6 separate regions of the Mus musculus genome follow, and all the other regions are linked to region 5. A link is a loop called in an ENCODE intact Hi-C map of the cell type or tissue named here. Cell type or tissue: left cerebral cortex. All regions are shown on one strand. Region 1 overlaps Kcnh1 (potassium voltage-gated channel, subfamily H (eag-related), member 1). Region 2 overlaps Kcnh1 (potassium voltage-gated channel, subfamily H (eag-related), member 1). Region 3 overlaps Kcnh1 (potassium voltage-gated channel, subfamily H (eag-related), member 1). Region 4 overlaps Kcnh1 (potassium voltage-gated channel, subfamily H (eag-related), member 1). Region 5 overlaps Hhat (hedgehog acyltransferase). Region 6 overlaps Kcnh1 (potassium voltage-gated channel, subfamily H (eag-related), member 1).

The links. Hi-C counts contacts between places; a loop is a spot of excess contacts. Peaks named below come from ENCODE experiments on the same cell type or tissue, not always from the same donor. Only the 100,000 strongest peaks of a DNase experiment are listed, where the experiment ranks them.
Region 1: a loop joins it to region 5, with 3 times the contacts of the local background. A loop is called at or near these places in 4 of 42 quality-filtered maps.
Region 2: it touches region 5 in a loop (3-fold over the local background); 2 of 42 quality-filtered maps call a loop at or near these places.
Region 3: it touches region 5 in a loop (3-fold over the local background); 3 of 42 quality-filtered maps call a loop at or near these places.
Region 4: it touches region 5 in a loop (7-fold over the local background); 3 of 42 quality-filtered maps call a loop at or near these places.
Region 6: it touches region 5 in a loop (8-fold over the local background); 4 of 42 quality-filtered maps call a loop at or near these places.

What each region holds. Positions count from the first base shown.
Region 1 is chr1:192,442,090-192,447,089 of GRCm38, forward strand. All of the region lies in intron 10 of Kcnh1 (potassium voltage-gated channel, subfamily H (eag-related), member 1), which reads left to right. Among named protein-coding and RNA genes, the nearest start is that of Gm31011, 72 kb to the right of the region's middle. In left cerebral cortex, a CTCF peak has its summit at 2,081 (motif pointing left); DNase peaks (open chromatin) are centred at 2,255, 2,694, 4,728 and 4,892; H3K27ac peaks cover 4,010 bases.
Region 2 is chr1:192,264,397-192,269,396 of GRCm38, forward strand. The region is part of intron 5 of Kcnh1 (potassium voltage-gated channel, subfamily H (eag-related), member 1); the gene reads left to right. Among named protein-coding and RNA genes, the nearest start is that of Kcnh1, 76 kb to the left of the region's middle. In left cerebral cortex, no CTCF peak of the experiment used is centred here; DNase peaks (open chromatin) are centred at 2,735 and 4,668; H3K27ac peaks cover 2,348 bases.
Region 3 is chr1:192,329,227-192,334,226 of GRCm38, forward strand. All of the region lies in intron 6 of Kcnh1 (potassium voltage-gated channel, subfamily H (eag-related), member 1), which reads left to right. Among named protein-coding and RNA genes, the nearest start is that of Kcnh1, 140 kb to the left of the region's middle. In left cerebral cortex, a CTCF peak has its summit at 3,117 (motif pointing left); DNase peaks (open chromatin) are centred at 1,669 and 2,200; H3K27ac peaks cover 2,233 bases.
Region 4 is chr1:192,483,012-192,488,011 of GRCm38, forward strand. All of the region lies in intron 10 of Kcnh1 (potassium voltage-gated channel, subfamily H (eag-related), member 1), which reads left to right. Among named protein-coding and RNA genes, the nearest start is that of Gm31011, 31 kb to the right of the region's middle. In left cerebral cortex, no CTCF peak of the experiment used is centred here; DNase peaks (open chromatin) are centred at 368 and 2,133; H3K27ac peaks cover 3,004 bases.
Region 5 is chr1:192,583,860-192,588,859 of GRCm38, forward strand. The region is part of intron 10 of Hhat (hedgehog acyltransferase); the gene reads right to left. Among named protein-coding and RNA genes, the nearest start is that of Gm31011, 70 kb to the left of the region's middle. In left cerebral cortex, no CTCF peak of the experiment used is centred here; DNase peaks (open chromatin) are centred at 2,949 and 3,778; H3K27ac peaks cover 3,301 bases.
Region 6 is chr1:192,418,695-192,423,694 of GRCm38, forward strand. Kcnh1 (potassium voltage-gated channel, subfamily H (eag-related), member 1) reads left to right here. Exons shown (of 11, transcript NM_001038607.2): 9 at 1-241. Among named protein-coding and RNA genes, the nearest start is that of Gm31011, 95 kb to the right of the region's middle. In left cerebral cortex, no CTCF peak of the experiment used is centred here; DNase peaks (open chromatin) are centred at 2,886 and 3,193; H3K27ac peaks cover 1,541 bases.

The DNA of each region.
Region 1 (5,000 bases), 140 kb before region 5:
TGTCTGCAAGATGGCATCTGTATGGCCTAGTCGGCCATCACTGGAAAGAGAGGCCCACTGGACAGGCAAACTTTATATGCCCCAGTACAGGGGAACTCCAGGGCCAAAAAATGGGAATGGGTAGGTAGGGGAGGGGGGGCTGTGGGAGGCTTTTGGGATAGCATTGGAAATGTAATTGAGGAAAATATGTGGGGCTGGTGAGATGGCTTAGCAGGTAAGAGCACCCAACTGCTCTTCCGAAGGTCCGGAGTTCAAATCCCAGCAACCACATGGTGGCTCACAACCATCCGTAATGAGATCTGACTCCCTCTTCTGAAGTGTCTGAAGACAGCTACAGTGTACTTACAAATAATAAGTAATAAATAAATCTTTAAAAAAAAAAGAAAATATGTAATAAAAAAAAATTTTAAAAAAAGATGGCATCTGTAGAGAAACCTTCCTGCTTTCTCCGTCTGGAGCTTGGCTCGTATATCCTATAATATTCCTCGACTCTTCACTGCTTTAGAGGCCCTAGGTAGCTAGGACCTCAGCCAGCAACAAATAATAATCGCCTTTCTGCCAAGTGTGCACTAAAGTATTTGCATAGGTTATAATCTCACTAAGGTGCTAAAGATTCAGAGGCTCCCATGGGTTAAATAAATTCAGAGACTCGTGCACTGAGAAGATAATTGGAGTTCCAATCTGAACCGATCTGGCAATGATCAAGATTGGGCTCTTCAGAGTGGTGACCACAGTGGAGACACAGATGTGACCTGTAGGCCTTCAGTGCTGTGAGGAGGCTGCAGCATCCAAGCCTGCTATCTCCTCTGAGAGGTTCTGTGCAAGCATCAGGTCCCTGGACACCACCTCAGTGCATCTGGGCATAGTGTAGACATGCTAGGGCTCGCCTGATGGTTGCTGGCACTGGACAGTCTGCTCAGGGATGGGGCCTGTGGGTCATGCTGAGTTCACATCACTGAGCGGTAGAGCACAGTGAGACTGGGTGAATCCTGGTCACATTCTCTTTCTTGTGGCTCAACTCCGCTGATGCAGAGGTGACAGAAACCTTCTGTGGCAGGAACAATCAGGGATATAATTTGCTTCTGGCCATCATGAGAAGCCAGAGGAGTGGCAGCTTACAGTTAGATGCCAGCTTCAGTGGAAATTCACTGCTTGGCTGGGTCCTGGAGACTCAAGCAGAGACCTAGAGCCCAGCCAGGAATGGGAAGAGGCTTTTAAACAAGGAGGGTTTAGTAACCATGAGCCATGGGAGCGGTGGGGAAAACTTTAGGTGGGTACTGGTAAGAGACATCAGTTTACCCACCTGGAGACAAACCTGGACCCCTCTGGGTACTGCTGATGGCTACCTCATTGCTGGGTGGTGGGTTCAGTAGCAGTGGTTAATGATCATGCATTTGTCTGGGCGTGCTGAATTAAGAACAATAAGAATCGATTTGCCGAGCAATAAGAACTCAAGAGAGTCTGCAGAGGGAAACCTCTGGCCAGCTTCACACCTCCCTCCCCTAATCCCAAATGCATTTCTAGATCTTTCTCTCTCTGCTTTTGCCCAAGGAGAAGTTGCTTGAAGATTCCATTGGGACTGCTCAGGCTTTTAAGGTAGGGCATCCTTCAGGGCTAGCTTTCTTCCCCGTATATCAAGTGGGTCAGCATGGATGGAGAAATTATATTCCCAGGGGGTTGGGTAATTTGGCTGTGTCCTCTCCAATTCCCGTGGCACATGGCAATATTATAGCAGCCCAACAGCTCCTAAACCACTGGCTTTTCAGGCTTTTACTGCTCCTGGGCCGTGCTTAGTAATGAGAGCCAGCATATTTTCCATTGACAGGTTTAATTTTTAAAAAGCCCCTTTGCTTTAGGCAGCATGCTGAGGACTGTGCCTTATTCCTTAGAGATCCATTTGCAGACAGCTCCTGTGTGCTGCTGCATTTCCAACATACTTCCTTGCAAATGCTTAAATCGTATAGGGAGATAACGTCTGGTCCGCCGAGTACAGAATTTTAAAAGAGCTCACATCGCGTGTTTGTGTTATCCCGTGTCTAAAATCCTGCACGCTGCAGCCACACCTGGCGCCTCCTGTTGGTGGTGTGTCGTATTGCACTCTAACTCCAGGGGCCCTCTGGGACCACATGGGTGAAGTGAAGCTTTCCACTGGGTTCTCATCAACAGGAAGAGAAAAACCCATGCAGGCTTGGGATAAACCCATGGCAGATGGTGGGGTGGGAGAAAGTGTGTCAAGAGAGCATACTGAAGGCAGGATGTTAGAACTCTTGACAAAGAGAAGGTTCTTGCCCACAGAAGTCGGCGGGCGCACAGCTCCGATAGTGTGCTGAGCGCTGCTCCTCGGCTTGATTCAGTTGGCAGTGGGACGGACCGGGAATACTTTCTTCAGAAATGGAGGACTGGAGGAAAACATGGCAGGCACACAGCTCCGGCAGTGTGCTGAGTGCTGGTCTTCAGTCTGATTCAGTTGGCAGTGGGACAGGTCTGGAACACTTTCTTCAGAAATGGAGGACTGGAGGAAAACCCTGACTTGGGGAGCTTGGGAAATAAAAGCAAAGGCGCCCATGCCCGGGGTTTTGGGGAGTGAGTGGGTTTTGCACACACTGTTTCTGGAGAAGAAACTGCCTGTTTGGCACAGCCTAACTTCTTACTCAGGGAGGCAGATGCCTTTGCAAACCCCAGACTGAGCTGGGCTTGGACTCGCATGCTCACAAGCCGGATCCAGGTTTTCCTGACCCTCCCCCCTCCTGGCCCAATGAGCACAGCAGCAGAGCTTGGTTTGGCTGTTGAACCACAAGCCGAGGCTGCTGGAGAGCCGCCAGCATCTTCATCCCAGGCTTTGTGTTAAGCACCTCCTAATTCCTCTCTGACATTTCTCTCAGGTTGGAACCTGAATAGGAATGTATTCAGCACTAAGCCTGTTGACTAGTGCAGGAGGCAGGGCCCAATTATCTGTGGTCATGGGCAGCAGAGCTCTGTGTCTATCAGCAATCATTTCCACCACCCCAGTGAGCCTGTCAGCAGAGATGTTTTTTGTGACACAGATACACACACACACACATACACACACACACACACATATTCTGGGCTTCTTCCTGCCCTCCCTGCCCCTGCAGATGGCTGTTCTAGGTGCACAGGGTCACAGTATGGTAGGGCCTAAGCAGCATCCGGGCTATCATGGCTGGGTTCTGGCCACTACTGCCTCCCTCTGTGGAGTCAGGCACTGTCTGTTCCTGTGCGTGCTTACCCCTCATTTCCATGGCTTGAGGGTAACTTGCTATCTAGGTGTACTGGCCTTCCTGTGGGGAGTGCTGCTGCTGGTGTGTGTGTGTGTGTACATGTATGTGTATCTGTCTCTATGTTTGTGTCTTTTTATGTGTGTGTGTTTGTGTGTGTATCTGTCTTTCTCTGTGTGTGTTTGTATCTGTGCACATCTCTCTGTGTGTTTGTTGCTGTCTCTGTGTAGGTCTGCGTGTTTGTGTGTCTGTCTGTCTCTTTTTCTCTATCTCTGTGTGTCTGTGTGTGTATCTCTGTCTTTCTGTGTGTGTCTGTGTGTTTGTGTCTGTGTCTTTTTCTCTATCTCTGTGTGTCTGTCCATATGTGTCTCTGTCTGTCTGTCTCTGTGTGTGTGTCTATGTCTTTGTCTCTCTCTGTGTGTATGTATGTGTATACATGTTGTGTGTGTGTGTGTGTATGCATATGTGTGGTTTTCCCTATAAATGAACCATCCCAGAAGCTGTTCTAGGGAATCAAGTTGGAGAACACGCCCAGCCCCTCTTGGCTTCCAGTTCCCCCAGTGTCTTCTACTCCTGCTAGTGCTGAGTGTTATGGACTCAGCTCTGCTTGACTGGGAAGGCTTTGTTCTTCCTTTTGGGAAGATATAAAAATTGCCAAAGTGCTTTGCAGTGGTTAGCAATTTGTGGTCATGCACTTCATGGAGACTGAATGTTCCCATCCAAGACCACTGATTTTTGTGGGAAAAAAAAACCCCCACAACTTTAATACTTAGAATGTACTGGGCAGGAGGGGGTGTTGAGAAGAATAGGAGATGGGTATAGGAGGCACTTGAGGGCCAGGGCCTCTTAAAGCAGGGCCCCTTCCAGGAGTTTAAAAATAAATCATGTCTACAACTCCTCAGAGTTGAACATAGGACACCTAAGATTCCAAGGCTTTAACTGAGGCAGCAATAGATTCCTCCCTACTGATAGGATGGGGAGCTACGTGTCTGAACCTCTTTGTGGCAGACCCTGCTTCCACTTTGCTGTGGCCAAGGGCAGCCTGCGGGGGAGACTGGCTCTGGGCTGCCAGTGCCAGCTGAACCTTGAATCTCGAATTACTCCCTTAGTTTCCAGCTGCTGAATGGCTCTTCTAGTATTTGTGAGCACCCTGCATTTCCTAGTTTCCTCAGGCTTCTCGAGAATCACATAAGAAGCAACTAAAAAGCGGCACTGTGATACCATGGCCCTCCATTCAGTCATACAGGGACCTCCTAATGGGTTAGTGCCTTGTGGTTGCCACAGCACATTGTCTCAAACTTGGTGGCTTTAAACAGCAAGTATTTTTATCTCACAGCTCTGGAGTCCAGAGGTTGGGAATCTATAAGGCTGCACTCCTTCTCAGCCTATAGGAGAGACCGTACCAGCATCTGGTGTGGCTTCTGACTATCATTGGCTTGTAATAGCCTGGATGTAGTCTCTGTCAATATTCAGATACCCCTCAGCTCCTTGTCTGTGTGGGGAAATCTCCCTCTCCTTTTTCTGATAGAACATCAGTCTTTGGAAGTGGGCCAACCCAAAGAGGGGTCCATCTTGAGATCCTTACAGTGGCTATGCTTACAAGGACCTCTTTTCTGCATAAGGTCACAAGCATGAGTCAGATTTAGGACTTGGAAATCTGGTTAGAGGTACACACTGTAATCCACTACCGCACCCCGTTTCTCCTCTGCATCCGTCTTTCTATTCCTCTCCTTTCTCTTCCTCCATTCCTCTCTCCCTCCCAGC
Region 2 (5,000 bases), 320 kb before region 5:
GGACCATGTCTGTCTGGAGGCTGCCATGCTTCCTCCCATGGTGATAATGGACTAGACCTCTGAAGCTGTAAGCCAGTACCAACTAATGTTTGCTTTATCAGAGTTGCCTTGGTCATGGTGTCTCTTCACAGTGATGGAAACCCAAACTAAGATAGTAACCATAACCTAATACCCCACTCCCAGGCACAGACATCTGTGGAAACTCCCTGTAGCTAAATGCTCTAATGAAACCTTGACTGGTTTTTATTTCTCTCTGTGACTGCCTGTGGCAGCCTCAGTATGTAACATTCTCTCTTGTCTCTGTCATGTGGATTGAAGTGTTTTGTGAGCATCCATGAGATTATACTTTGCCAAAATTTATACCAGGAAATTGAAATTAGGACCTGAGGAGATGCCTGCCTTCTGTGCTCACCACAGATTGTTCATGATAGCCATGGCATGGAAGCAACCTTTGTGCGTCAGAGTATGAGTAGAAAAAAAAATCAGACCACATACTTATACCTACAGCAGAATATTACTAAAGTACAGTTAAGTCCCACCATTTGCAACAACAAAGGTGGACATAAAAGGCTATTATGCCACACAGAGAAAGAAAAGTACTATATGATTGGACTTGTATGAGAAACTCAAAATGGCCAAGCTCAAAGGAAAGAAAAATAGAAGGACAGTTTCCACAGGCTTCAGGAAGGGAGGACAGAAGACTTATGGTCTCAGTTACAGGGTATCCTGGGGATCTGCCATAGCTGTGCCCATAGCTGACTATACTGAATTATACACTTAAAGTTTCCATAGAAGATGGAGCCGGGGATGCAGTTGTAAGAATGAGCAGGAGCGCTGTGAATAGATCCCGAGTCATGTTTGTTTGGTGACAGAGGTAGTGGCCCTTGGTGACAGATTAGTTCTCATGAAGGGAGATCTGAGCTGCTTGTCTCTGTGGTCCAAGGGCTGGAGAGAGTAGAGAGAAACAGAGTGTTTCAAGAAGGGAGAAGTGTGTGGGCGGGGCGATGGCCAGCAGATAGTGCTTGCTGTGCAAGAGTGAGGCAGAGTTCAGATCCCCTGAACCGATGTAAAAGCCGGGAAGGCATGGTGGTTGCCTGTAATGCCAGCACTCTGGAGGCAGAGACAGATGATCCCTGGGGCTACAGCTAGCTAACTTGTGAGCTCTGGGCTAGTCTGAGAGACTCTGCCTCAAATGTGTAGAGAAATTGAGGAAGATACTCAAGGCAAACTCCACATGCATGTATATCTTTGTCACCCATCCTGCACACTTGAACATACACACACACACACACACACACACACACACACAGAGAGAGAGAGAGAGAGAGAGAGAGAGAGAGAGAGAATGAGAGAGTCTAATTTAGCCTCATGGCAATTGCTGATGACCTTGGCAGTCTCTAGAGACTGAAGGCAGTGATCAGATAAGATATGAGGCTGGTACTTGAGAGCAAAAAGTGAAGGCACTGACTCCTCTTCAAAGAGTCTGGCTACAAAGGGAAGCAGCCAAAAAAAAAAAAAAAAAAAAAAAAAAAGGAAGTTGACTTGTGTCTGAGATGTGATGGAAAGAACTTGTGTCCACAGAAAGGTTAAGGGGAAGGATGGGGAAGCATCATGGGAAGGCATGGGGGTGAGACACCGGAGCAGGTAGGAGAAGATGAGGCTCAGAGCAGGTGGAGGGGTTAGCCTTTGATAGGGAGGATGCCCTCTACTGAAGCAGGAGGAGGGGTGAGTGTAGGGCCAGTGTATAGACTTGTGACTGCTGAAAGATGCAGAGTCTCTTGGTTCAGCTTTAGCTGAAACCATGAGCCAAGATTGACAGCTAAGCTAAAAGGCTAAAAGGCTGAGCATAGGAAATCACAGCCTCTTACCCATCTGAGCAAAACCACTCAGTACGATGTCATTTTCTTGACTCCCTTCTATGTGGGTTGATGACTCTTAAGGGGGACACAGACTCAGGCCAACCTAGCTGGTTTGGTGACTTGATGGTTGGTTTTAACTGTTAATTTGCCACAACCTATAATCACTTGGGGGAAAAAAAACTTTCAAATGAAGAATAATCTATGTCAGGATGGCCTGTGGGGGTGTCTATGGGAGATTGTTCATTGGTATAGGAAGCCCCATTTCACCGTGGGTTCCTAGGCAGAGGGGCATTGTATAGGAGCAGACAAAGCTGGAAGAGAGCCAGCAGGGCAGCGTGGATGTATTTGCTTCTGTTCTTGACTGTGGATAGAGAGTGAGCTGCTGCCACCTTGACCTCTCTACTGCAATGGCCCATGGCCTGGCAGTGTCACCTCATGAAGTCTTTTATTCCTGATGTTGCTTTTGGTCACAGTGTGTTTTTAATTATACCAATAGAAATGCAGCTAGGACCAGGACCTTAATGAGATGTTCTGGAGAAGGTCAACCCTGGGAGGGGAGATGGTACCTTCAACTGGGAGCCTGGGTTTCTTAGGAGAGTTGACACACAATAGAAGAAGAAATATTGAATCTGAAAACCGGATTTGTGGTCAGGTGTCCTTCCTGTAGACTGCAGTAAGGCTAAGAGCAAACCTTTCACCTTTGTGATCTACTTCCCAGCCTGGGTGTGAGTGACATGCCTTCTCATGTCCTGGGGCTTCCGGATGATGAACGTGTGTGTCACTGTTGCACGAGGTGTCTAGAGCAGAGTGTGACTTGCACACGCAGAGCTGGCAGCCTGCCGCCCACATCTCCTTTCTTTCCTCAGCCCTGCTGTGATGTAGGGTGAGTCATTTTCCCCTCCATTGCATTGAGCCTCTGCCTCCCCATTCCTATCACTCTCATAGGCAGACTGTGGGGGTTTAAAAAGTGCAGCAGAGAACTCCAGGATGAAGAACACTAGAGGAATGTGATGGATGGGCCCATCTGGCTTTCTGAGCACTGTCTTCTTTTGGGCGGGAGCTTACCCAGCCCTGTCCATGTAGGACAGTTGAGAGCACCTAGGACCTGCCTTGCTTGGATGTCCTGCAGAGAGGATGGAGAGAGCATGAGCCAGTGATACTACACTAGGAGAAATGGCATCTGCCTTAGAGGACCTCATCCTGGCTGAGGGAGTCATTGGACCAAGCTTGTGAACAGTACTGAGCATGGAGCCAGGACATGCACTTAGATACAAGCCTACCCTTAGGAAGTGGGTTGTGTAGTTTAATGTCAATTTGACACAAGCTAGAGTCATCTGAGAGGAGCGTACCTCTCAATTGAGAAACCATCTTTATAACATCCAGCTATAAGTAGGTACGAAGGACATATTTTCTTAATTAGTGATTAATGAGGGATGGCCCAGCCCATTGTGAGTGATGCCATCCTTGGGATGGTAGCCCTGGGTTCTATAAGAAAGCAGGGTGAGCAAGCCATGAGGAACAAGCCAGTAAGCAGCACCCCTCCATGGCTTCTCATCAGCTCCTGCCTTCAGGTTCCTGTCCCAACTTCCTTTGATGAAGAACAGTGATATGGAAGTATAAGCCAAAAAGCCATTTCCTCCCCAAGTTGCTTTGCTCATGGTGTTTCATCACAGCACTAGACACCCTAATCGGGTTAGGAAGTATGGTAGAAAGGCCGCTAGCTCTCTGCCCCCCTAATCTTGACTCATACAGACTGACCACAGGAAGATACTAGAAACACCTGCCCATACTGCTGAGGGCAGAGAAGTTGGTAGGAGCACTGTGTTATGGTTCTAGGACTTGCAGACCAGCTCATTCTAGATGAGCATCTTGCTCTCCATACTGGGACAAGCTTGTAGAAAGCACTGAGTGTGGAACTAGAGCCAGGCAAGGTCTACATACCCGCTCTAACTCTGAGCCCAGAAGATGCATGTTGTGTGTGTGCGTATGTGTGTGTGTGTGTGTGTGTGTGCATGTGTGTACGCACATGCGCGTGTGTCATGTGTGCGTGTGTGCGTGTATGTGTGTGTGAAGGTCAAAGGTCAACCTCAGTTGTCATTCCTAAAGTACTGTTGTCCCGTCCCCCCCCCATTGGCTTTCATTGGCTTGGCTCTGAGCAGGCAAGGCTGGCTAGGCAGCAAGCTTCAGAGATCTTTTTGTCTTTCCTCTCCAGTGTTGGGATTACATGAATGAATCACCAGGTTTGACTTCTCTGTGAGGGTTTTGGACTCTGAATTTAGGTCCTCATGCTTGCGCAGGTAGCACATTGGAGACTTACTTATCTCCCCAGCTCCCCTAAGCCCCAGAGACAGAGAATGACATACTGAAGGACCCGCATGAGGCGAGGCTTCGATGGGTCAAAGCTGTTACTGTACTTCCTGCCGGGAATCCATTGCCATGTTCACCTCCTGGGGAGGAAGGTGATCAATCTCGTGGAGTTTTCTGATCAATATGAATAATCAGTCACTTGTCGCTGTAGTTACTATAAATGGCGATTGTAGCCAGATAGCTTACTGGATGTAAAATGGTCTCTTGGTCAGGAAATTTTCTTAAGGGTATTGATTTTCTGTAAATAAAGTGCTTGCTCTACAGAATTCCATGTTATTTCTGCTTTTCACAATGTCATGATGATGTTAAGAGTTCACAGCAGAGTGACATACGCAAGAGCCTAAGTCGGATGCTTGGATCTGTCTCAAGCAATCCTTCATAGCTTTCTCCACAGGCTTGTAAAGAGAATGCAAAGAGAATGTTTTTGCTCAGCAGTTAAGTGCTTGCCTTTAGTCAGCAGCCCGTGTTCTAGCTGTGGGAGGGAGAGATGGGAGCCCTGGAGCCGGGGACTGCAGAGACTTGTTGAAGCTGTGAGCTCTGCTCTGTCACTGAGAGACCCTGCCTCAGTGAATATGGTATAAGGGTAAGCAAGGTTGATTCCTAAAATCAATTTGTGTGGGTCTACACAACTACATTCATGTACCCCAACACGTGTGACCTACACACATGCGAAAATGTGCACACACATGTGCAAATCATAACATGAAACATGGGCAAAAAAAAAAAAAAAACAAAAAACATCCTAGCATCTAAATCTACTTCTAGAATGCTGGT
Region 3 (5,000 bases), 250 kb before region 5:
GTTGACATGAGCTATCCAGCACAGTCACTGTTCATGAGTATAATCATGACTTCAGAAGACACGTGTGGATGACCCTGTTGTTGCTGCCAGCACTTGCTCTGGACATTGCATGGCAACCTTCAGCGTGTCCTGTGGGACATTTTCTTGTGGCCCCGTGACTGTGCTGAGAGCTATGTGAGAAGGGACAGGTGGCACTTCCACTGCTTATCGCTAAAACCTTACAAGCAACCCTTAGAAGATGAGTGGATGTACCCTGCTACCTACAGACAATGGCATGCCATCCACTGTCCATGGAAAGTCATGGAAAGACCCAGGGAAACCTTGAAATCTGTTCCTTAGAAATGGACTCAGCTGTCCCTGGCTGCATGCTAGATGATGATTTCAGGATAGAACGTTCTGGAAAGGACAAAACCACAGCAGTGGTAATAGAAGGTTGTGTGTGGTTGGGGCTGAGATTGGAATTTTAGAAGGTTGCTGCATTTGGATAGTTCTTTTCTCTTCTCTGAGCAGCAGTGACCTCATCTAGGGTCAGGCTGAAACTCTGGGGAGCCTTTGAGTGTTCTATAATAGCCACCACGAAGGCTGAATCTGACCCTGCTGTCTCTTGGGCCTAGTATGCAGGGGAACTGTATATACTGAGTGATGGTGGCTCTCTGTACTTGACTTCCAGAGACCTCAGAACTGTGGGTTTTTTTTCCAAAAACCTCTGAAGAGAACCATTTTTCTTCATAATATTCCCATGGAGACTTATACTCAGAGGTTAGAGAGCCACAGAGTGGAGCCCTGTATGTGTTGGTTCCTTCAGGGAATGAAGATGGTAGACTGATTCTTACCCAGCATTCCCCTGTGGTGGTAGACTGATTCTTACCCAGCATTCCCCAGGGCTGTCAGAGGAATGGCCTCTGAGATCTTGAGTGGTATCAATGAAGGACAGTCAGCATTAAAATCATGAATGAAAAGAATGGAAACCACAAAGTTGGAAGGTCCTTCTTACCTCAGCCTTGGATTCCAAGAGCCCCTGTTGTCCCCTGCCTTTTTGGAGTAGGCCTTTTCCTGAGGGACAGGCTCCACCTGAGGCTGGCACCTTGTCCAATGTTTTCCTTCTTTCACCTTGAGACTGCTGGGGAAATTCTAGTTTCTTAGGGACCATTGCTTAACAGACTGAGAGCCAAGGAGGGGACACAGCTTCTCTTTCTCTTTCTTTCTCTTTCTCTTTCTCTTTCTCTTTCTCTTTCTCTTTCTCTTTCTCTTTCTCTTTCTCTTTCTCTTTCTCTTTCTCTTTCTCTTTCTCTTTCTCTTTCTCTTTCTCTTTCTCTCTCTCTCTCTCTCTCTCTCTCTCTCTCTCTCTCGTGTCTTCATTTTAGCCAGGATGGTTCCATAACATTGCAGCTCCACCCTCACTGACTTAGCCCAGGGGCTCAGGCTGCTGGTCTGCACTTGGCAGTACCACACTCCTGCGTTACATTCCAGAAAACCCGTCACCCATCTAAACTAGCTGCTGGACTCCTCCTCTTGACTGCCCATCCTCCAGGGGATCTGTGCCACAAATACCTGGTGTTTGGTAGGAGGCCACCTGATTGGGGGTTCTTGCCTTTTTGCCTGCACCTTGATGTTTGGTCAGGATGAGACTGGCTGGAGTGGCTATGTTCAGACAGGGCATGTGTGAGACTTTTAAATCTAAAGAGGCTGTGTAGGGAATGGTCCTTGCCTCTCTGCTGCTTCCTAGAATACTTTCCTAACCGCAGGAGAGTGTATATTTTGTATATAAAGCCAGGAGAGTGATAAGGGACCAGTGTTCTCCTCTGGTCACAGTCCTGGGGACATCTATGACTCTTAGGAAACTCACTTGGCTTTTCACCCACACCAGACTCTGACCTGTGTTATCCCTGAGATTTAAATCAAATTAGCCTAAAGAAATTAAAACCATAGTATCTAGGCTTCAGGTGGCTGCATTGCTTCCTTTGAGATGAGGGAGAAAAAACATTCTAGGGCACTTGGATTCATCTCTTTTGTAGAAGAAGAAAGCTGAATTTAGTATTCTGAGCGATGAACATGTTGCATGATAAATCCAGAATTTCTGTCCCTTCTCCTTTGGGTTTTTTTTTTTTTTTTTTTTGTCAACAACCAAGGGTTTATTTCCAGTATCTCCATAAGGGGAAGCTTGATGGTGTAAATCCACGAGGGAGCACAGTTTGCTCCATGCCTCTGAGTAAGCACGAGGGACGTCCACAGTCTTTGCAGTGATTTCTAAACTTCCTCCTTGACTGTTTTCTGCAGCGACTGCAGATGTGGCTTTTGGACGACATTAGTGGAGTAAACAGATAGAAGGGTGCAGGCAATCCCATTTTTTGGTTAAAAAGCTCCCCTTGGGCTCAATAGCCACATCCTTTCCCTGAGTACGGTCAGCAGACCTGCTATGTGAGCCAGGAGTAGTCCCCTGTGTGCATGGTCTTGGGCCTCCTGCTGAATAGACTGCAGGTTGCAGATACAGTTTGCTCCCAGTGCAGTTTACGTTCTGTTTGCTCTGGGCTTGGCCTCAGGCAGTGTGAGGGCAGGGATCAGGCTGCCCTGTTTTCCTATCATTTCTCCGTTCAGAATGTGTCTTCTTTCCCCAGGTTTCAGAAAATAACCACTGGATTGAATTAAACATGGCCGAAGTACAATATTGCAATGAGTAGGGGGGGGGGGCAAATTAAATTTCAGCTTCAGAAAGCAACTTCCAATGAAACCTGGTAAAACCAATTTATCCCATTATCAACAGAAATGGCTCCGAGTTCCAATAGTATGAACATTCTTGAAGTCAGACAACACACAATTTTTGTTAATAAAGTAGTAAATCTTTGTATTAGCCAGGCTTTCCCAGAGGAGAGCCAGTGGGGGCTGGTATATGCGGCTCATGCTTGCTTATGGCATGTGTGAGGTCTTGGGTTCCATTGCCAGGGCCATATAAATGGCTGTGCTGTGGCATGCCTAGCATCCAGCACTTGGGAGGTAGACTCCAAGGAGTCACAAGCTCCTGATCCTATGACTCCTTGGATCTACCATACTGAGTTCAAGGCCAGTCTCTGTTACATGAAACTAGAAAAAGAGGTTTGGGGAGAGAGAGACCTCTAGTGGCAAAGTTGTGTATTTATGTAAATATAAATATAGGTATAGACACACACACACACACACACACACACACACACACACACACAAAAGGATGGGTGTGTCAAGCTAACTCTCATGGTCACAGAGGCTGAGCAGGTCCATAGTGGTGGCTGCCTACAAGCTGCAGAACCAGCAAAGCTGGTGTATGGCTTCATCTAAGAAATCAGAAGTCTGAGAGACCCAAGGTATAACCTCAACTCCCTCAGCTTGAGACCAAAGACCTGAGGGACCTCCACTCATTGCCCCTAGTGCAGATTTAAGTCAAAGGTTAAAGATCATTGGTCCAAGCCTAAAAGTGGCATCAGACAGCACACTGACTTGGGAGGGAGCCCATAGAGGGATGGAAGTTGCCTTCCTTTCTTCCTGTTTGATTTTTTTTTTATTCATTCAGGTGCTTAGACATTTAGTTGGTGCTTCCCAGAGTCTGAGCAGGTCTCTGTCACTCAGTTCACTGACCCACATGCCCATCTCCTCTGTAAACACTCAGACACACCTGGATGGGTACTTTGAACATCCTTCAATCTCTCAACATGACCCCCTACATCAATATCACAATCCTTTTAGCAGACCTCTAGGTTCAGTATCACCACAGTGTAGGTTTCCACTCAACTACACCACAGAGTGTCTGTGAGGAACTGGGACTCACATGTTCACCTGAAGAGTAAGTCTATGGTGAACTTGGTAGGTCTCAGGAATCCGGTAATGTCCTCAGTGCCTGGAGGGCTAATGTAAGAAATCACATCTCTCATTGGCACTGTCCTTCTAGACCCAAGAACGTGTCAGTCTACAGCAGAGCAACAGAGTGTGGCATGCCCTTTACACCCCAGGGTGCTTTACCATTGCTTCTGTCTGGAGCTTGTTTTTCTTAGACCATCTCATGGCTCACACCCTGTCTCCTGTGGGCCCTTGCCTTGATGCCACGGCCTCCTAAGTGACATTGGCTGGCCACCTTCCTGCTACTTCTGTGCGTAGGTCGTGCCTGCTCTGTTAGCATACCGTCATGTAGCAGCTCTTACTTTAGAGTTTTATCCTATTATCTGTCTCTCTTAATTAAAAATTCTAGGAGGGTGAAGGTCTGGGTCAGGTTTGTCACTTGTCTGTCTCCAGTGCTTGAAGTGTGAGTGGGAACTCCATAAGCATTTGCTAAGCTTGGTGTGGTTCAGACCTCTCATCCTACCTACTTGGGGGACTGAGGCAGAAGGATTCCAAGTTGAAGGCTTCTCTGACCTGCAGAATAAGTCCAAGGCCAGCCTGGACAGCGTGGTGAGATTCCACCACAAGATAAAAAGTGAAAGGAAGCTGAGGTGTGGGGTGCAAACTGTGCCACCCTGTTCTGCCTGAAGCTCCTCCCATCCCTCCAACCTGTTTGAAGAATGAATGAATGAAATGCCATTCACAGGGCCCGGTGGAGGACACAGTTTCCTGGGGGAAGGCAGTACTTATTGTTTGAGTGCTAAGTCACTCTTGTTTGGAAAGATGCAAGTATGGAGCTTAAAACTCGCTGTTCTTAACTTCAGAGTGTGAGGGAGGGAGGGTAACAGGGAAGGCCAGTGCTGACAGAAAGCCTGGTGAGCCGGTGCCAGGCAGGCATAGTCCATTGAGATGCAGATCTTAGACCTTACCACATGAAGGTGAGGAAGCACGAGACAGAGAAGGGCAGGTGAAGGGGTCTCCAAGCAATATTGAGTAGAAGATGATAACAAAAATTATATTTATATTTCTAATTTGGCATGGCTGCCATCGTGTTCCGGAGCAGATGTGGGATTCTGGTGGAACTATCAAAACAGAAGAAACCAAAAACCAAAACAAAAAACCAGCATTTCAATAATGTGATGAGACTTTAGTGTCTA
Region 4 (5,000 bases), 100 kb before region 5:
CAGCATCATGAAGTTAGCATTATGGCAGAGGGCAGCATCCTTGAGATGATCCTTGGTTGTCCTCTGGTTGCTACAGAGGTGCAGCCAACTTCTGGACTGAACAAGGTAAAGACATAGTATACCTAAGTCACTGACTTGGGCATGAAATCAGGTCTGTAGGATAGAGAGCCCATGTTGAGGCCAGGTAGACACAAGCCTGCTGCTTCTTAACAATGTAGCCTGAGACAAGGGGCAGCTCCATTTTCTGTAAAACAAGGTTGAGAATATCTGTCCCACAGGATGCTCACAAGGATCAGTTTCCACTGCAACTGTATAGTGCACATCTCTCTGTCTTTTGTGAGATGTTTCCCCAAGACTCACCCAACAGACCAGCACTCTCTCCCTTGCATGGTTTCAGAGGTTTCTGGGCTGGGAAAAGTTAGGCACAACACCTACACAACAGTTGGGTCTACTATTCCATATATAGCCTTCTATCCTTCCACCCATATATTCTACCATTTCTAGCCTCTTCCTAGTTATATATATATATATTTACACACACACACACACGTGTGTGTGTGTGTGTGTGTGTGTGTGTGTGAGAGAGAGAGAGAGAGAGAGAGAGAGAGAGAGAGAGAGAATCATATTATTATATACATACAGGCATAACTTCATGTGGCCTCTCTGACATCTGGATTCATTTGCTACAGCTGCTATGACAAATGGAGAGGTGTAAGTAGCACAAACCAGCTAACCCAGTCCTGGAACTGAAGTCCAAGGTCAAGCATTTATAGAGTCAGTTTCCTCTGGCATCTGAGGGAGAATCTCACTGCTGCTACCCATCTTCCATCCCCTTGGCTTCTGTGGTGTCACCCTTAGTTCTGGTCTCACCACATTATGCTTTCCCATGGGAACCTACATGTATCTCAGTTTCCCCTTTCTGTAAGAATAATTTTTTTGGGTTGGTCATCTCATTCTAGTGGGATCACTTTCTAACCGATGACATCTGAGGTTGCTATTTCCAGAGCTCTCTTTCTGGCATGCTAGGCATTCAGAGTTCAGTGAGGGACCATTGAGAGACCACCAACCAGCCACCCCCTACTCTCTCATCTATCTGCTTGTGCCCCTGTGAGATGGCCATGAAGCAAGATGGAGTTGGAGAAATTGAGACTACTGAACATAATGATGATTAATATTGATGTCAGCAAAAGTTTATAAGATCTAGAGTCACCTAAGAGATGAATCTCTAGCTGTGTCTGTTTGTGAGAAACTTTGTAGATTTGGTTAACTGAGACGGAAAAACCTATTCTTAAAATAGGGAGGCAACATTTGGGCTGAAGTCCTGACTAAATAAGAATGTGAGCTGAGTACCAGCATTCATTTCTCTTCTTTCTGACTGCAGACACCAAGGTGGTTAGTTTCGACTGTCAGCTTGACCCCACCAGGACTTAACTAGGAAGAGAGCCCTGATGAGGGATTGTCTGCGTAGTGTTGCTTTGGCCTGTGAACATGTATGTGGGGATTGTCTTATTTAAGTTAATGGATGTGGGAAGGCCTGGCCTAGTGTGGGTGTTGTCATTCCCTAGGCAGGAGTCCTGAACTGTATTGAGTGGAAAACCCAGGCTGATCACAAGGAAGCCAGTGAGCCTGCACATATTCATTTCCCTGTGCTCTTGACTGTGGGTATGGTATGACTAGTTGTTTGAAGTTCCTGCCTTGACTTTCCGTGATAGTGGACTATGATCTGGAATTATAAGCCAAAGAAACCCTTCTTCCCCTGAGTTATCACACATGCCTAGAATTTGAATCTACAACTGTGACTCTCTAGGACTTAGGAAGGAGATAGTTAATGTCCACCAGATGGTGTCATGTCTCTTTACCCTAGACATGAGAAAGTGAGGCAACAGTATGTTCTCTGTCCACACTCTGTCCATGGAACTACATTAGTCATGACTATGGGTTCCCCTTTACAAATGCCTCCCCAACCAATCCTGAAATGGCAGCCATGTTATGGGAGATGATCAGAAGTCTGGATGTTGAAGTTACCCAACCAAGACTTCTCATTTGGAGTTTGGGAGTGTGAATGTTTCACATTAAGCCTCTGCTGTCCTAGAAAGACATCTTCCCACAATGGAGCTGGCCTAGTCTAAATGATGACATACGTCAGCATGCAGCCTTGAGCACTGGGCTTTCAGCCTTGGTGGGAGAGTCGATGCTGGGTGAGACAAAGCCAATCTGTTCCTTCCCCTTGGAGAAAGGAAAGGAACTGCGTATAAGCTGGGCATAAAATCAGCAAGCTTAAAGGGGCAGTTTACAGGAACTGTAAATAGAAGAATGGTTAATGATGGTCACTATATAAATACAAGGTCTAGTGATGTTTACTGTTTTGTTAAACATCCAGGCACAGAAGGGAAATGTTCTTACTGTGAACCTCAGGATTCCTGGGTAGCCACAGTTTGCAGAGAAGAAAGTCCAATAGGTCCTCGGTTGTGTGTGTGTGTGTGTGAGAGAGAGAGAGAGAGAGAGAGAGACAGAGACAGAGACAGACATAGAGAGAAAGTATTATGTGCTGGAGCTCTGGATGCTGCTAGGTACTAAGAAACTTCAGCGCACAGGGACCCACCCTTCCTTCCTGTCCACACAAAGCTCGCTCAGGAAGGACAGAAGTCTCTTCTCTTGGTCCCAACCTTATGTCCATGGGACTTGTCCCTGCAGGGTGCTGCCATTGGAGCAGATCCTGAGAAGAAAGCACCTGGACAATTCGCTACTTTTTTCTTGGTGGCTGCTAATCCCCGCAGTTACATTCAGTTCACATTCTGTGACCCTGGATCACATATCAACCTGACACCTTGACACACTTGGGTGCAGTAGCTGCTGAGGAAAAACTGCAGAGCCTGACAATTGGTCTGAATAGATTCTGCTGCCATTCTGAGCAGCAGCCAGGAAGGTGCTTTGCTTCTGTCCCAAGGAACAGACACATCAATGGCCTTTTGAACAGTCTCCATCTCTCCTAGGGCTGAGGGTCCTCTAGAAAGCACTGCTTGCTGGGGTGGGGAATTGACCATGTAACCCTGGTCCTTCCCCACCCAACCACAGTGCTGTGCAGCCAGCAGCTCCCAGAGAACAGAGCTACGCCTCACTGGAGCCTTGGCCTCTTTATTGACTTTATAGAGAGCAGAGCAGCAGCACTGGGCAGTCTATTTGGGGCTTTTGCTGCCAGCAGTTGCCAAGCAGTCCCTGTCCTTCAAGAGTTCTTGATGTAAATATCTCTCTCTGGGGAGAGATTCAGGTGAAGCCAGGCCAAATGCCCACCTGCTGCATTACAGGCAGACTTATAGATACCTACTGATGACAAAGGTTTCATGTTTCTATGCTGGGGATGGGTCAGAGATCTCATGGCAGAGTGGGGTTGGGGTGGGTTGGGGACCCTACCCACCTGCTGTCTGCCTGGCTTCTCACCACCCTGGGCTCAGTACACTTATTCATTCCTACCAGCCCCTCCAGGTGTTGGTCCTGCAGTGATATACATGGGACCTGACCTCAGTGCTTTTCACTCGGTGCAGTCACTGTGTGTACCTGAATGCACGCATGCACATGCATTTGCACACATACAAATTTATTCATATATATCCCATATATATCTGTGCATACACATACCTATGCATATACACAGTCTACAACCATACACACATATTTCTGTACTTGCATACATATGCACACACTCATATACAACCCCACATATATACATGTACATCACACACACATATACCTGTACTTGCAAACCCATATACAAAGACATACATACCTGCACTCACACACACTCATGTACACCCATACAAACATACATAGGCTCATTCATACACAGTCATGAACACACATGCCTGGCTCACACTCATGTATACCTCTACATACACACACAGGTTATTCATTCACAGTCATGAACACATATACCTACACTCATACACACCAATATATATGCCTCACATTTACACACACCTTTGTATACACACAGCCATCACACATAACACCTGTGTTCACACACATCTATCTATCTAGACATGACTGACTACACATTCACACTTATATACATGCATACACATACCTATATGCACATACACACATATGCATACATACTCATAGATGTTCATATACACCCCACATTCATACACATGCACACCTCCACATATACATACAAACACACAATATCTGTATTCACATACATATTAAACATCTTTCTCACAATACACAGTACACACATTCATACATATGCACATCTCCATACACACACACACACACACACACACACACACACACACACATATATATATACACATACATATACCCATCTGCACACAGGCAAACCTGTACTCCCATACCTGTGTATACTCCCACAAACATACACACAGCCATACACATAGCCATACAACTATACATACAACTATTCATAGTCACATACACCCTACACATATATACACAGTGCCATACACACACCCATACATACCTGCACATACACATAGCCATGAACATACATACCTGTACTCACACACCTCTGTACCATCCCTACACACACACACACGCGCGCGCGCGCGCGCGCGCGCTCTTTCCTTACTAAATTTCCAAAAATGGGGGCGGCCTTTCTCTTCTGCACCTAATCTTCCTATGACATTTGTCATATATGAGTTGATAGAGCAGGCTGTGCCAGTTAAGGACCTCCTCCAACCTTCCAGGTATTTCATCATTGGCTGGCACACTCCTGAGCCTCACTTTTCTCCTCTGCAAAATGAAATTGGCAGTGCTTCCCGAGGCAGGTAGCCTGCTGTGCTTGGCTCAGCAGGCCAGTAAGACCTGTGTGAGAAGAGGCTGAAGGGGGACTGCTTTCTCCTGGTCCAGGCTGACTGTTTCTGAGTAGGAAGCTAGGGGGTATGAGTGCCCTGCTCCGGGGCTCAGTTTCCCCATCTGTAACACTGGGCCATTCAGCATTGGCCACAGCAGTGTTAAGTCATGAGATGTCCATCAAACCT
Region 5 (5,000 bases):
GAATACCTGCACACCAGCTGCATCATGGGAAGAAGGTGAACAGGGCATCTCAGACTTGATTCTGCGTTTCTTTACAGAGCTTAAGTTCATGAATTATAAGCTAGGAAAAGGGGGTGGGAAAGGGAATTCTAGTCTTTCCACTCAGTGACCCTATACTCTGGCCACCTCCCTTGAGCATAAACAATCAAGACCCATGGGGGAGAGGCTGGAAGTCTGATGACCATCATGCCCAAGTTACAGCTGCTCACAGTCATGGCGCCTCCCTCTCCAGGCTACACTGAAATCCCTCAGGACTACTAAATAGCCTAGGATATGGCAAGAATGGCTTCAACAGTATCCTGTTCAACCAAAAACAGCAGCTTAGAGGAAGGTCTGCCTCTTAAGAAACCTTGACCTTTAAAAATTTGAAAGTGGGGAGAGGTAACGCATTCTGAAATGTTCCATCAGTGACCTCACGAAAAAAAACCCTCTACGATTTGCTGGTTAGATATCTGTGCTCCTTCACAAACCTTGTGTAACTGATAGCACACATCTGAAAAGGGTACCGAGCCTTAGATAAGGAAGCAGGTAAGAAAAGTCAAGCCAGTGTTATAAGACAGAAGATGAGGAGTCCATATAGCCAAAATACCCAAATATTAGTTCCCCAAGAGAAGAAAAACATTTATACACAGGACAGGAGGTGGCACAGACAGGACATGCTCCACAGAAGAAAACAGGGAGCTTGTAAAAGATCTGGGCAGTGAGCACGGTGCCCTCCTCTTCCAAGCCCACACAATGAAGGTCACCTGCTTTAGGGTCTCTCTATTCCTGCAACAAAACACTATGACCAAAAAGCAAGTTGGGGAGGAAAGGGTTTGTCCAGCTTATGCTTTCATATTACTATTCATCACTGAAGGATATGGGGATAGGAACTCAACAAACAGGTCAGGAACCTGGGGACAGGGGCTGATAAAGAGGCTATGAGGGAGCCTGCTTACAGGATTGCTCTCCATGGCTTGCTCAACCTCCTTTCTTATAGAACCCAGGACCACCAGCCCAAGAATGGTACCACCCACAATGGGCTGAGCCCTACCCCATCAATCACTAATTATGAAAATGCCCTACTGGCCTGTTTATGATCCTATCTTATGGAGGCATTTTCTTAAATAATGTTCCCTCTTTCAGATAATTTTAGCTTGTGTCAAGATGACATAAAACTATCCAGCAAACACCCTCTCCCCCACCCCCGCCCAGATAAACTGTACCTGAGAAACTCTAAACCGAGGAAGTTATAGGTGCTATGAAATTTGAGAACAGAAAAAAAAATGTGCATCAAAGTATCTAGAAAGAAAACAGTGGATACAAAGAAACAAGAACAGAAGTGTCATTTCCCAACAGCAAAGGTAAAAGACACAAGACACAGAACTTCAACAACTGCCAGAGAAATTGCAACAAAACCCCATATCAGATACCAACTGTGTGAGGTAAAAGAAGACAGTTTTAAAGACACAAAAGGTCTCTTGAATGTATTTCCCAGCATTCTTCTCTAAGAAAGATACTAAAGGGTGTGTCCCAGCAAATCACCCAGTAGGGTGTGTGTGGAGTACAGCTGGAGTACAGTGGCAAGCTGTCCCTGGGCAACAGGAACAGGATGTAGCAAGGAGACAGGAAGATCAGACATCTGACAGACAGCAGGTCTAAAGGGCAGTGGTACCCACAGAAAGAGGAGATAAGAGCTTCAGGAAGGGCCATCAGAAGTCAGCTGACCATCTGACCATGGGGATTTCCATCTGAGGGAGTTTGCACTCCAACAGGAGAGTCTGGAAAGAAGTAGTGATGGCAACCTGGTCAGTCCAGCAAAGAGGATACAAGCTGAGGTGGGGAGCAGGCCAACAATGTTTCCATCCTGGCAGACTCCACTGGTAACAATGTAAACACACTGAGAGACAGGGAAATACATCTCACCCAGAAACCCACTGCCTCTATAGGTCAAAGGTAACGAATGAGTTAGTATAGATTTTTTTAAAATGGGTGTAAAAACGGGAAAACTAAGAGAATTCAAAGTTACTGTTAGGGAATGGATGTGGGAGTTGGGGGTGTGACATCTGTGATATCACACCCTCACTGAACAACACCTCTTGTCAAGTAGAGCCAGCAGACATCATGGTGGTTCCCTAAGAGTCTGTCTCCTGGTGATATGACAGCCATTCAGTTTGTACAAGTTCACACTATAAAGTTCACATCATTATAAAATATCTACATCTCCATCCTTAAGTTACATGTGACTATCTGCCTCTGTGAGCCCCAATTCACTTAGATTGATCTTTCAGATTAGTTATCTCATCCACAACTGTGTGGGCCTACAATTAAAGTTCAAGTTTTGGAGCCTTGAGAGAGAGCTTTGAGGGTCAAGTGCTTGTCATGCGAGTGAAACATTCTAAGTTTAGATCCCCAGAACCTATGTAAGAGGCTGGGCACAGCATTGCCTGTGACCTCTGCACTGGGAAAGCAGTGATAGGGCAGGGGGTTGAGCCTGACAGCAAGCCAGCCTTGCCAAACTGGTGAGCTCCTGGTTCAGGGAGAGACTCTGTCTCAAAAACTAAGGCATATACCCAGCATGGTCCTCTAGAATCCACATGCACATACACTCATATGTGCATGAGTAAATACATTCAGAAATACACCTCTCTCTCTCTCTCTCTCTCTCTCTCTCTCTCTCTCTCTCTCTCTCACACACACACACACACACATACACACAGAGAGAGAGAGAGAGAGAGAGAGAGAGAGACATCACACACAACACACACATCACACACACATCACATACATGGCTCACACACATCACTTACACACACATCACATCACACACATACTTTATAACTTGTTCAAGAGCTGGAATGTCACTTAGTCACTTAATGTGCACAAGCAGCCAAGACACGCAGAGCAGATGGTCATGTGCTTCATATGGGGTAGGAGGGACTTATCCAGGAATATCATTTGTGTCTGAAATTTAGGATGCTCCGAGGAGATCACATAGAACTGCATTCAACTTCCACAGAGTAGAGCTAAATACTTGCCTTTCCCTGTCTCCAGTCCCCTCAACTGTGAACCTCGAGTATGAACCGACCTAGAAGGGCTGAAGCAATTATTAAGTATAACACTTTGAAAGAACCCCAGTCAGTGTCCATCTTGTCTCATCTGTAATCAAAGCTGGGAGCTACAACAGCCCCAGGTATCTTGTCCCTCAGAATGACAACTCTACCCTCCAACCTCCGACACAAATAAGATATGTGAGTCCACCCTGCTAGTCTTCCTCTGACTGAACCACAGTACAGGCTCTCTGTGCAGAAGTAGAAACCATAGTATACACAGCACAGGTGTCACCCTCAGAGGAGACAAGAAGCAGTGACTTCCATTGCTGCTTTTCTGTGCTCCTGTATACTGATGAGTAAGTCTCATGACATATATGCCTTATCCTTCACCTTCCCCTCACAGGGCAAGAATGTTTTCTTATCATGGCATTGCACCAACAATGCCATTACTCCAACACCATCACTTTCAAGAGCACAGCCAGCTTGGTGAAGGCCCTGCATCTTTTATACTGTGGTCTTTTCTGTCACCCTCATAAGAGACAGTCAAGGGTCATTCTGTCATTGACTCCAACCTGCTACAGGAACAGGGCCAACAGCAGAGGAAACAAGACTCAACTTAAAGCGCGTTCTTCACTTTGTGTGGGTAGCTACAGGCACGCGGCTGCCAGCCCAGCTCATCTCAAACAAGGCCAGCAGCTGCTCGGCGTGCTTTTTTAAGCGGAGTTTATTTCTAGGTCTTTGGAGAGATGTGAGACACTTTAGAAGGATTTTATTTTAGGAGTCCTATGCTCCGTGCCTTCTCAAAGCTTTAAAATGAGCACTCAAACATGCAATACACACAGAAGCGCAGCACACACACATATAAACACATAAAAATATACTGCACTTAGTATGAGCATATTACTTAGGGAATAAGCAAAGGGCCCAACAACAGGAATCTTGGCGGCTCCAGCCCTGCTGTTTCCAGTAGATAATTTGAATTTGGAGGGTAAGAAAAGAGACTCAGCCTTAGGAAGGAAACCCAGAGAGAGCTTTCAGTGGGTATGTTACAAGAGCTTTTTTCCCCCATGAGGCACTGCTCTGCAAGTCTGTGTTTCGCTCTCAGCTAGGACAACAGTGGCAGGAGAGCAGGAGACCTGTCCTGCTGTAGCTGAGCTGGTGGGAAAAGGAGCTGAAGCCACAAGTCAGTCTTCCAGGAGAAACCAGATGCTGTCCTAAAGCCTCCCTCCAGGGCAGCCTCAGCAAAGGGAAGTCTATGGAGGCTGACATATCTGAGCTGAAGGGGAATTGTTCTCAGAGTTCTACCTGTAAACCAGAGAGGGTGAGACCTGGGCTTCGGATTGCCACTGAGAAGAAAATACATAGGCAACGGTTTGCACAGCCGTTTCCAGCTTTATTAATGATGCCATGGTGGGGAGACCACAGACGGGGCACCAACCAGTCATGCCCACCAAGGAACATGCTGTTTATAAGAATAGGCCTGCTCTAGCCTTTGGAGCTATTCCAGCGTGTTGGTCTGACATATGGTATTAATATATTAATTTAACATGTTTGTTTGGTTAAGGACTTTGCATTTCCAGATTTCTAAGTGTGACACTCAAGCCCTTTACATGGAGACCTTTTGGTCTTTCCAGTTGCCTTTCATGTCATGTTAGTCTCTGGACTTCAACAAGCAGCCAGGATCCCAATTTAAGTTGTGTGTTACAGGGCCAGGCTTCTCCCTCCTGATGATCCAGTGCTGCTGCTAACTCATCAGGGCTCTGCCCAAGTCAAGCCCCTTGGGAACCAAGAGCTCAGCTCACATCAACTCCTTTCCTCATGAACATCAATGTTCTAGAGGCTTCTCTCTGGGTATAGTGCATACACACCTTCTTCTGGTCCTCAGCTGGCTTGCATACAGCATTCCTCTCAACTACACCAAAGGCTGCA
Region 6 (5,000 bases), 170 kb before region 5:
TGCCCCAAGGACATGCGAGCCGACATTTGCGTGCACCTGAACCGCAAAGTGTTCAAAGAACACCCTGCCTTTCGATTGGCCAGCGATGGCTGCCTGCGGGCCTTGGCCATGGAGTTCCAGACAGTGCACTGTGCCCCAGGGGACCTCATCTATCATGCTGGAGAGAGTGTGGACAGCCTCTGCTTCGTGGTCTCAGGCTCCCTGGAGGTGATCCAGGATGACGAGGTGGTGGCCATCCTAGGTATGTGCTGCCTGTCTTTGATGTACTCCTGGTATTGTACTTGGGGTTGTCTTAGTCACTGGACAGCCACATTTAACCAGTGATTTCTCCTTGGGGCAGGCTCATTTCTCCATCCATTCATCCATCCAACAAAAGTTGAAGTTCCTTCTTTGAACCGATTGGTGTTTAAGGCCCTTGGGGTTTTCTCTTCAAGGGGCTGCAGGCTACTGAAAATGATGAGTAAACAAACCATCATTTGGAATATATCGGAAGGGACATATGTTTCAGGATTCAAATGGGAACGCTTCCTATATAAAATGATACACAAGAAGCAGCCAAACAATTGAAAATGAGTTACATGGAGCAGGGTAAAAACAGGGTTCCAAAAAGAGAGAGGTCAGCCTGTGTGAGAGAGACAGGTGTGATTCACAGGGACAGGTGTGACTCACAGGGGAAACCTCTGAGTCACTCTCTATGTGACAGGAGCACATGGCAGGGCCACGGTGGGAGATGACACTGGGAGAGAGTTGACAAACCGTAGGCCTCAGGAATCCCATTAAAGGGTGTTGTTGATTTCACTTGCAAGAGTGGGGCAGGTGACCCGTGGTGAATTGAAAGTAGGGAAGGGGCAACATTAGGACTGTACTTTTGAAAAATTACAGCAAGTAGAGGTTGGGCTGTGGTGAGCAGGGTAAGCAGGTAAGAGACGTGTTATCTAGGCCCTTAATGAACAAAGATGTGGGTGGATGGAGAGAAACACATCACTTTGAGATATATAAAAAGTCAAAGGAGTCCAATGACAGTTTGCTCTTGGGAGAGGTAGGATCTCTCATTGGTTAACAGGGAGGCTAGTTCACCATATGCAGCAAGAAGGAATGTGGGAGGAGCAGGGACATGTGTAACATGACAGTATTTGAGAGCTTGACCATCAGTGGCCCTGGGGAAACTTCTGAGGCAGCCACAGGATAGGTCTCCAATACACACACATCTCTCTAAGGGGACAAGACATCATGGCATAATCACTATTTACAGACATTTGATTTTTGCCCAATATCCTGCAGATGCATCCTCATTGAACCATGCAAACTGGCTTTATTGCTCTCAGTCTCTAAGTGAGACAGTTGAAGTTCAGAGAGTCAAGTGTTTGAGGCCCACGGGGTCCCATCCCAGCAACCTCAAGACCTTCTGCTCCCACCAGACTTGTGAAGTCCTATTTCAGTATCCCTCTGTGTTCAGCCTCTCTATTCCTGCCCAGCTTTAAAATTGAAATACTGATGATTAATGAGATAAGTGGGGTTGGGATGCTGCAGGTACTGCTGCAGATTGTGGAGGTATGTTTTATGTTCAGTGCATGGTTGATTTCCCAGAAAAGTGAGATGGGTGGTACGAAGTTAAAGTGATGTTAGAATGAAGAGGCTGACTGCATATGAAGTTACTGCGATGTTAGAATGAAGAAGAGGCTGACTATGTGTGAAGTTACTGTGATAGAATGAAGAAGAGGCTGACTATGTGTGAAGTTACTGCGATGTTAGAATGAAGAAGAGGCTGACTATGTGTGAAGTTACTGTGATGTTAGAATGAAGAAGAGGCTGACTATGTGTGAAGTTACTGTGATGTTAGAATGAAGAAGAGGCTGACTATGTGTGAAGTTACTGCGATGTTAGAATGAAGAAGAGGCTGACTATGTGTGAAGTTACTGTGATGTTAGAATGAAGAAGAGGTTGACTATGTGTGAAGTTAATGTGATGTTAGAATGAAGAAGAGGCTGACTATGTAGAGATGGATGAAACTTTTAAAACCTAATTTTGCTCCTGTCTGATTTTGGAGTACCCAAAGCATGGCTTCCTTCTTGTTCCTGGGGCACTTTGTCAACTTGCCCTCTTGGCTATACTGTGCTCAGGGTAACCCAAGGATGATGTATACTCCTTCAGCATTTGCTGGAAAATGGTAAGGGAAGCCTGTTGAGTCTGGGTTGGAGCTGAAGTGTATCTGGTCTGCTGGGTACCATGGTGCCTACAGAGCCCAACAGCCTAGTCCTGGCTTCTCCTCACTCCCTCCTCTCAGAGACCTGAGGTTGTGGGCCAAACACAGGAACAGTGAAGACATTGTTGTAAAGTATCTGAAGGAAAGGGGTTCTTATCTCTGCCTTTAAATTCACCAGTGAGGACATTGGGCTAGCCAGGATTCTTGCACAGCTAAGATTAACCACTGACCAATCCTTTGAATTTGGATTAGATGTAACCCTTTGGAGTCAGGCATCTTGTACCAACTTCCCCACAGATTATTTAAGCTTTTGAAAAAAATCCATCCTGAGGCCCAGCACTATCTCTCGTGTGCTCACGATAAGGGATTTTTAATGCCCCACCATAGACACCAGTACGATAGACTTGGGCATGGAAGGATGATAGCCTGAAGCGAGATGAGAAGGACAAACAACCCCTTCTCCCTTCCTCCCCTGCACACCGGCCTTCTTACGAGGCAGCGACTTCATAACCTTGTTGATTTGACTAGTTACTGCTTCTCCAAATCTAGCCCTCTGGGCATCCAGCCTGCTCCAGTTAGCGCATAGTTAGACTTCAAATATAGCTCAGCAGCTTTGGATTAAACGTGTTGGTTGCTCTCAAGATGTCCAGACTAGAAAAAGTCTCCTCTGTGCTTCCAAGAGCCAGATTGAGCCCCCAAAGTAGGTCCAGGCTCGATATCCTACGTTAACTTGCCAAGAGACTCTTAGTCTATAAAAGGACTTGACAAGTTCTTTGAGCCAACCTGTCCTTTAGGCCATGAGGCATACAACATTCCAAGCTGTTTGTTCCCTGGAAACACCCACCTGGATCTTTTTAAAATTCCTTTCTCCTTAGAATCACTTTTGTTCAATGAACTGCAATCAGTTTCTTCCTGAAGGGTTTGAGCATCACATGGGACTGAGAACTAGACCTTCATTGTCCTCCGATGCCCTTTAGCGCAGTCTCACCCAGTGCTGTTGAGCAGATGCTGTCAGGAGTGGGTTGCTGTGGTAGACCAAATCTTATCCCAGCCCTCAAGAGCTGCCTGTGGAGCACGTGACTCTAGACAGCTTCCCCTATGCACATCGAGGGCTACAGAGCATGAGTAGCTATCGAGCAGTGCTGTGTGCCCAGTGCTCCGGTAATGAAGGGAAATATACCAGTGTTCATGCCAGAGGCTACAGAGAAAATGCTGGGACACAGCTGCCCATGCCGTCAGACTCCAATCTTACCAGTTCAGTCACTTATAACCTGCTAGCGTGGTTCCTCCCTCCAATTCGATTATCCCACCCCCATTCTCTGTTTAATTTAAGTGCAGACTCCAAGAATGAGAAGGGACAGTGATCAGAACTGAGTGGGCTTAGCATGTGCCCAAAATAGAATCCCTCCCCTCCCCACTTGCTAAAACCTTATAGACTTTTGGTGACAGCAGCCACAATATAAAATGCTAATTACATTGCTAACTGATGAGCGTACATGTAAAACCCAGCATTTGTCCTGTTGAAGGAAATGCAGTCTGGTGGTTCTATTAGAGTCTGTTGCCTTTCATTTAAAAAAAAATGAATATAGTAACCTAATAAATTGGTTTATGGAGCTGATCAAAGGTTGCATTTAGAAAGTGTGCCTCCCCCAAGCCATGGCAGCCACTCTCTGATAGAAAGCACACTGTTCCCCAAAGACAAAGATCATGGCGGCACTCCCTTCTGACTTCCTTCTGGAATTCTTTTAGAAACCTCTTACCAGCTTCTCAGATGTAGTCTTTGTCCTTTTTACATGTGGGGTTCTTTTTTTTTTTTTTTTTTTTTGCTTTATCATGATATTTATTTTTAATTAAACCAACCCCTTCTTCTTCTTACTTCTACTCTTCCCATGCCTAACATCCCCATCCCAGCACAGGGCAGTTCAGTCCCATCCCCATAGCCTCACTGCGTGTCCTCATAGGATGGCATGTAGGTCCTCAGGTTACTGCTTGCTCTGAGATGCCTTCGTGCATTTGCTGAGTTGGAAGGCCACTTTGCCTTTGCCTGGATAAGGTGCTCCTTTGGGCCATTGTTCTAGGTTGGATATTTAGCAGCATCTGCTGTCATCGAGGATCATGGTGGTGTTTTCTTCAGGGGACAGAATAAGCCTTGTCTTAGAGAACCATTGTGCTGAACTGAGACAGATGCTTAGTGACAATGTGCACAGGGGGCTCACTCTGTCCCTCTCTTGAAGCAAGCAGGCAGATAAATGCTCACAGAGAAGGCAGAGCCTTCTGAGAGCTTGGAAGGCCCCAAGAAGTGTGGTAGGCTGAGCATTGGGGTAGAAAAGCAGCAGGGTTTCTAGGGGTACTGGAGGGAGTGTGAGTGTGAGTGGCAGGCTCAGGCCAGTGTGAGTGGAACTGTCCATGCCTGTTCCGTCAGCTCAGTGTGCACGGGGCTTTGCCAGCCTGTTGCACTGTGATATCAAGAGCACTAAAGCCTTGATTGTCATTTCATGTATGGTTGGACATCGCCAACCTTAGCTATGGAGTAGGAGAGGTGAGGCACATAGAAAAGGAAACGAGACAGGAACCCATAAGCAGGGGCCTTTTATGAACTTCACTTCAGCCATATGATGTTGTTAATTTTTGACATTTGTTTGGAGCCATTGATCAGCAGGGGACCCTTCCCAGTGATTGACAGACCAAGCCATGAGGTCTTTGCCTTGGTGGTGGCTGGAAAGATGGAATCAGATGAGGTCAGGAATGGGTCAGCTGTGAGGAGGGGACTTGTGTGGTGGGTCATCCAAGCCAGCAC